2 separate regions of the Homo sapiens genome follow, and region 1 is linked to region 2. Evidence: chromatin contacts called from ENCODE Hi-C or POLR2A ChIA-PET data. All regions are on one chromosome and are shown on one strand. The core of a region is the stretch at or near the end of the contact, and the rest is flanking DNA. Distances in the headings are between cores, read along the strand shown. Region 1 has its middle 49 kb from the start of FZD7. Region 2 has its middle 9.0 kb from the start of KIAA2012.

Evidence for each region. Hi-C counts contacts between places; a loop is a spot of excess contacts on that map. ChIA-PET counts read pairs that join two places held with the same protein, here RNA polymerase II (POLR2A). Pooled maps may share reads with other maps.
Region 1: a loop to region 2 is called in a pooled map, with 2.2 times the contacts of the local background. The contact joins two enhancer-like sites. A Hi-C loop is called at or near these places in 1 of 37 single-sample maps with no recorded cell type and 2 of 50 pooled maps. POLR2A ChIA-PET finds 5 or more read pairs at or near these places in 3 of 52 experiments (GM12878, H1 and activated T-cell).

Annotation. Positions count from the first base shown.
Region 1 is chr2:201,982,864-201,986,779 of GRCh38, forward strand. No RefSeq gene overlaps it. Among named protein-coding and RNA genes, the nearest start is that of FZD7, 49 kb to the right of the region's middle. Within about 2 kb of position 2,433, at least 3 of the 41 ENCODE cell types and tissues checked have a DNase peak (open chromatin) inside an H3K27ac peak, as active enhancers do.
Region 2 is chr2:202,062,472-202,066,030 of GRCh38, forward strand. No RefSeq gene overlaps it. Among named protein-coding and RNA genes, the nearest start is that of KIAA2012, 9.0 kb to the right of the region's middle. Within about 2 kb of position 1,865, at least 7 of the 41 ENCODE cell types and tissues checked have a DNase peak (open chromatin) inside an H3K27ac peak, as active enhancers do.

The DNA of each region.
Region 1 (3,916 bases), core at 1,183-3,682, 79 kb before region 2:
GGTTGGCTGGGCACAGTGGCTCACGCCTGTAATCCCAGCACTTTGGGAGGCCGAGGCGGGTGGATCACGAGGTGAGGAGATCAAGACCACCCTGGCTAACACGGTGAAACCCCGTCTCTACTAAATATATATAAAAAAAAAAATTAGCCGGGTGTGGTGGTGGGTGCCTGTAGTCCCAGCTACTTGGGAGGCTGAGGCAGGAGAATGGTGTGAACCCGGGAGGCAGAGCTTGCAGTGAGCCGAGATGGCGCCACTGCACTGCAGCCTGGGTGACAGAGCGAGACTCCATCTCAAAAAAAAAAAAAAAAAAAAAAAAAAGGTAACAGGTTGTACAGATAAAATGTATCATGAAAGATGCCTCCCATGCCACTCATTTTTCCTTTGTCTATTGAAAAGATCACAGAAGCAATGGTGGTGGATGTTGGGAATGTTTGTGCTGGCTTTACAAATGTTGGGTTCTCTTTTAATTAAGACCTGTCTTTTCTTTTCTTCGGATGGGAGAGAGCCTGGCCTGCCTTAACGGCCTCCAGACCTGCATATGTTACTGCTGCCAGTGGAAGACAAAACCCAAAAGGAGAGAGAGGGAAAAAATAAATCTTTTGGTTTTGCAGCTAAATAGCCCAAAACACAGCTAGCAAAGTTCCATAAAGGTTTGGCATTCACCAACACACAGTGGAAACAAAGCTGACCCCTCCCCTGGCCATGCCCTCTGACCCCACGGCCAGGAATACTTCTGCTGTCAGCCTGGGGAGCTGGCTTCAGGGTTTTCCTTGGGGGCTGTTTGCCTTTGGGGGTTGGGGAGGGAGTATTTTAGTACCAGCCCCCATTCCCAACTGGCAGGGGGAGTTTACTGATTAATATTCATGAGCAATATTTTGTGCCTGCTGCAGTTTCTCATGCAAGGTGGGTTTTGAGGGAGGAATATATTACGGAAATCACCCTCCTGCCACCACCTTTGGAAATACAGGACCCAAGTCCCAAATTGTAAATATTTAACACGGGGAACCTCCTTTCCTTCTGTCTCCCCACCGCCACCCCTTACCCTCTCCCTGTATACATTAAACTCATTCTTTCCGTTTAACAAGGGCCACTGTGTTTCTTCCCAGCTCTGTTCAGTTGGAACCTTGGGTCTGTGTCCATAGAGTCACATAAAATGTCCATAAATCCCTTCAGCCACAGGACACAATTGATGGTAATTCTTTGCCGTTAAAGTTGTCACTGGCCACAGCCCCAGAGCTGGGAAATGCGTTCTATCTGCTCCGTCAGATCCAGCCCTGTGCAGTCAGTCAAGGACCCCCAGTCCTTAGCCCCCAACCCGCAGCCCCTGGAGATGAACCCAAGAAAAAATAGAAAACAGTAAGAAGAATGCTGAGGTGATTTCCATTGATTTGGGGTGGGAGGGGGTATTCCTTCTTTCCCACACTCAGCGCCCTCATGGCTGGAATATCCTACCAGTGGGAATATTCTAATTGGCAGCAGGTGGAGACAGAAAGAGCAGGGAAACCAGGAAGTGGAGAGCACAGGTTTAGGACACATCTTTGACTGAAGTTTTATCTCATCAGTAAAATGAAAGAAAGGAGACTTGCCATCTCTACCATGTGGGAACATGGGGAGGATGGAAGGCAAGAGGGACTTTCGAGGAACTTTGTGCAACAGCTGCACAGCCTTGGCTTCCGAGGTCTTCATTTGATTGTAGTGGTTGTTGCCAACTGCATGACAATAATAAAACAAGGGTAATGCAGATTCAGAGATGGAGGTGGACTGTACGGGACTCCTCCCATGAGCAGAGGGCCTTTGATGAGGCCCTCAGCTGGATCATCTCATTTAACTCCCACATTAGCCTTGTGGACTAGGTACTTATCCCCCTTCAGAGATTAGGAAACAGGCCCAGCAAGGCCAAGGAACTTGCTCAAGGCCACAAGACAAGGCAGTGGTGGAGCCAGGCCTTGAACCTGGCTTTCTTGTGTGACCTTGGACAAGCTATTTCAGATCTCTGAGTCTCAGTGTCCTCATCTGCAAAAATTAAGGGGCTATGCAGGATGCAAGCTCCCCCAGGCCGAGAATACTGGAGCACCATTGTCGACAATCTACCTGAGCCTGTAACAACAGGCCATGGTCCACATTCCACCAGGGGAGACCCTGAGCCAATGTCTGTGGGGTGGATGAACTGAAGGCTGGGTCAGTCCAGGCGCAGGCATGCTCTGTGTAGGGCCCTCACTGGTTGCCTCTCCCAGGGCCGGCATCTTCTGTCGGTCACAGCAGAGACCCTGCCAGTGGGATCCATGTCCAGTGGCAGGAAAGCTTCTCAGGCGAGAGGCTACAGGCTACAGAGCAAGCCAGATGGACACGGCTTTTCCCAAACAAAGAAAATATTCTCCCTGGCACCCAGCCTCCCTGGCTCTGCAAGCAAACCAAGAAGAAAAGCCACCCTGTAGCCTGCTGACAGACAGCACGGTGGCAGCCAGCCAGCCCTGTGCCCACATCGCTCAATCAGCCCATTCTCCTCGCATCCTCCCTGGGGCGCTGCTCTAGTCCTCTTGTGGGGCCTCACAGAAAGGAAGTTGGGCAGAAGCAGATTGAGGCAGCCTTGCTCTCAGTCGAACCTCTCCAAAAGGCAGTTTAAAAGGCTTGATTCTGTGGGAGTTGCTGGGGATGCTCCAAAACCGGAATGGCTTCAGAGCCTCCAGAAAGATTTCCTGTCTCACCCTCACCCCCGCTGCCTGCCCTTCCCAGAATATGAGCAGCACATATTCCGGAAAGCCCACGCTGACAAGTGCGATTACCTTCCAAGCTGTTGTAGCGTACCAGTGGGGAGAGTCCTGTTGAGGTTAGAGGAGAGGAACCTCACCTCCAGCTGAGTCTCTTGCCACAACCTTTAGGGCAGGCCTCAGCAACTCTCAGCCTCAGTTTCCTTCAGGGTGAAAATGAGGCCCAATCCGATTTGTGACCAGCTTGACTGTGGGAGTAGCTCAGAGACTTCAGCACATATAACCAGGTACAACGTGACACGGGGCCGCACAGACCTGTATTTGTACCGGAAAAAAATTTTCTATTTATCTACTCTTGTCTGATGCCAATCTCGTGACCTATGAACGCCTGCTCTGAGTTCCTGAGACCCAGAACAGGGACAGCCTCAGCCACCATTTTACCTGGCCTGATCCAAATTAGAGAAATTGCCTTTCTTTTTTAAACTCCAGAGAACCTGTTTCCTGCAACAGCTGGTACATGAACTGCATGTGTAAGATATTGAGCCCTGTGGGCCCCCGGGACCCCAGTGATTAAAGTGCCAGGGCAATGCTGAGTCTTCACCAACAACCAGAGTGACTGGGTGGTTACTCAGCCACAGTAGAGTCAGGGCTTGTCACTGAATGCTCTGCTTCCTTGTATGTGATATAGAATCTTCTCTCTGAAGACAAAGAATAAAACAGAGGTGCTAGAATGTTTCCTCAGCTTCCTCCCAATCATATCTGCTTGCTTCTAGGCAACCCCTATTTCCTTTATTAACTAATGGCAGGAAAAATTTATTACCAGCTGGAATCCAAGGACTTAAAGGCACTGTTGACCTGAAAAAGCATTTCTGGGGATATGAGGACAGCTGGAGTCTGAGAAGTGGCGCCGACATAGATGACCTTAAGTGAGTCACACAAGCTTCTCTGCTTCATTTTCTCCACCTGTGAGGAGTTGCACCACCTTAGCTCTTACCAGTGATAGAGGAGCACGTGAAATACCAGCGCACACACGTGGGCAATAAACAGAAGACCCTATTGGGGGTTTTCAGGGATATTTTAAAGCTGTTTTCATTTGAAAACTGACAATGAGGATATTATGGTTTGTGCCCACTTTAAATGGATTTGGTAGCCAGGCACAGTGGCTCAGGCCTGTAATCCCAGCACTTTGGGAAGCCAAGGCAGGTGGA
Region 2 (3,559 bases), core at 615-3,114:
ATACCCGGCTAATTTTGTATTTTTAGTAGAGATGGGGTTTCTCCATGTTAGTCAGGCTGGTTTCGAACTCCCAACCTCAGGTGATCCACCCGCCTCGGCATCCCAAAGTGCTGGGATTACAGGCGTGAGTCACTGCGCCTGGCCATATGTGGTTTTTTTCTAATGAAAAAACTATTTGACTAAGATCCATCAGGGCCTCTCTTGCCCCCCTCTCACGATGTGACATGCCGGCTCCCCGTTCACCTTCCACCATGATTGTAAGCCTCCTGAGGCCCTCACCAGAAGCAGTTGCTGGTGCCACACTTCATGTACAGCCTGCAGAACTGTGACCCAAATAAAACCCTTTTCCTTAAAAATTAAAAAAAAAAAAAGACTCATCTGGAAAGGTCTCAAAGGGGAGAGAATGTGTCCACTGCGCTGGGCTATACTTCTGTTACAGTCTAGGTAACTCTAGAATCTGACAAATCAATAAAGAAATTTTGTTTCTGTAAATATTATCTCCTTCTCATCTCCATCCCTAGGAATCCATAATATTTGAGGAATTCTTCAGCCTAAAAAATAAATAACCACAGAGTGCCTTTCATATGCAGCATCTGTGATTCTTAATGCTGGCTGAACATCAGAATCACCTGTGGAGCTTCTAAAACCTATCAGTACCAGGACCCTATTCCAGAACAATTCAATCAGAATCTATGGGGGTGGTGCACAGATACTTCATTTCTCTTAGTCCTTGCAACACCTCCGTATGAGAGGTGCTATTATCCCCATTTTCCAGTGGAGGAAACTGAGGCTCAGGCTAAGCGAGATTAAGGCTTGCCCATTACACATTTAATAAGGGACACACAGCCTGATTCCCAAATAGCTCTCAAACATACATTATTTTGGTAAGTGCTGTTCATAACATATTTTAACAACATGTGGATATAGAACCACCAAGAGCCTTTATCCTGCTAAGCTGTGGACAAGCCAGTGGATCAGACGCAGAGAGACATTCATCTGCCTACACAGCAGCAGGAAAGGACCTGTGCTCACTTCCACACCGCAGTTTTTACTCTCAAGCAGAGCAGTCACAAACCCTGTTTCTTTGACTTGTCAACTCTTTCATAACATCTCACCACCAAGACCAAGATAGCTGTTTTCTTTTTTTTTTTTTTTTAATTTTTTTGGTAGATATGGGGGTGGCAGTCTTGGTATGTTGCCCAAGCTGGTCTTGAACTTCTGGCCTCAAGCAATCCTCCTGCCTCAGCCTCCCAATGTGTTGCAATTGCAAGCATAAGCCACTACACCTGGCAACTTTTCTCTTGAGGAATCAGAAGGTTAGAGCAGCACAAATACTAGAGCGGATGGCCAGGCCAAAAGCCAGCATTTTTAATAAATATTACTGTGAATTTTGAACACTTTTATTTCCTGAATATGCTATGTACTTAGATTTCAGTGAGCACGAGTGCATGAGATGAAATTTGCTTTAAAAAGACAGAGTCAAATGGACTGACACAGGTGAACCAAAAGTGAGAATAGCTTGCCTTCTTTAACTCCACTTTGTTGCTTCTCATTTTATTTATTCCCTAAACAAAACAAGAAAACTCAAAGTGGTTCTCAGTAAGACTGAAGAATTCCCCTAAGAATTCCCATCTTTATGAGTTACAGAATCGAGTCAACTTTTCTTTTTTCCGAATGCTGCCTGAAGAGCTACTTTTCACTGCTATTCTGAGCAATTCTGGAGCTGCTGAGATGTCTTGGGGAAGGGTGGAGCAGCTGCCAGACTCCTCAGGTTCTGATGGAGGCAGATGCCTTTCCCCAGCTTGTTGCTGGCTGGGAACAAGCCTTCCACAATATGGATTTCATTGTCTGAACTCCCTCAGCTCAGCAACGCCCCTTGTCAGAGCACAGAGCCCACAGTTATATCACAGATTAGCCCAGGAAACAGCTAGTCATGAATCACAGAGGCTCATGGATCTCTGCCGAACAAAGAACTCCAGCTCTGGGAAACTTTCTGGCCCAGCCTCTCCCTCTGTCCCAGTGGAAAAGCAGGTAATTTCCCACTGGCCCAGTAGAAAACCAGTGCAAGGTTCATGCAAGACAGGTGGACTTAACCTGGCCATTTCTTTCTTTTTCCTCATCTACTAATGCTGTTTTCATACCAACTGCATCCTAAACACAGAGTTAAGATGGTGATTCATAGTGGTGGTGGGCGTCTCAGTAGGAGCTTTCTTAAGAAGAAAGGGCTTTGAATGAGCCAATGAAAGCTGTTGCCAGGGAACCAGATGCCATGAACAGGCCACTCCAGCAGCATAAGAATACAAGCCAGGAGTGCTGGACTGAGCATTAAGTGTACTTGGCAGCTGAGTCCTACAAGGCCTGTTAACCCTTTGTGCACCTATGTCTAGACAGTGAGTCAAGAGAAGGATTATGGTAAAATCTGAAAAAGCCAAGCCACCCCTTCTGTCAGTATCTCCCACTGGAATGTGCCATTTCAAAGTTGTTCTCCCTGCTTGACTAACAGCTCCTCTGGACACCTGCTTTAGAGTGGATTGGCTAAGAGATGGGCACAAGCAAGGGTTGGTGGGGAGGATGACGCTCCGCAGAGGGCACTGCTCATGTCTGATCGTACATGTTAGAACACTAATGACTCCTCTTAACTTGTGGTTGAGTTTTATGTGATCTCTTAGCCTTTGGAGAAGGGACTTTGCTGCCCCAGGTGGGTCTGCTCTATGAGATAAGGAGGAAATGCTTCCCCTCTTCCTTAAATGTATACTTCAGAGCCTTCTAGGGCCAGCTGGAGATTGGCAGCCTATGCCTCATGTTCAGATTGTTGGCTGGAGGAGTATGGACACAGGCTGCTGGCTGGGAAAATGGGGAACAGGCAAAGCTGCTGTAGATGGGCCTCCCGACCTACCTCCCAGGACTCCTCCATCTTGTCCCACTTCTTCCTCTCCCTCTTCCATCAATCCCCAATCCAGGCATCCACTCTGGGTTCCATTCCTGCACAGCTTGATTAATTCAATCTCTGCAAAGGTACTAGCATCTTATCTCAGTTCTCAGGAAGATGTGAATGCTTTTCCAAAGGAAACTATAAAGGTTGAAAAACAGGCAGTGAGGTTACCTGTGGGCTAGGGGCTCCTTGGTTCACAAGGAGAACTCTAGCAATATGTGGGTCTTGAGGGGAAGATTCTCCCCACACCCAGGCTCCCTGACACCCTTCCTCTTCCTCAGATTGTCAGCTGCAGCTCCCTGGCTGCTCCCCTCTGGGGGCTAAGGATGGGGACGTCAATTTGAACATCAAAATCTCACCAGTGTGGGCAAAGAGTGGGAAGAGAATTTGTGTATACCTTGGGTGTTGGTATGTCCCTACAAAGATACATGTTTTATACATCACATTAACATTTATCTAAAATGATCAGCACAGGGTTCACAATTTTCACTCTGTGATAATCAGAAAATATAAAAATTATTCTCATCATAGAGTTAAAATGGTGAGCTGGAAGCCAGTTGACAGAGAAGCGTCTGGTTAGGCAGTCTAGTGACTTACTATCTATATATATTAGATTTCCTGTTGTGA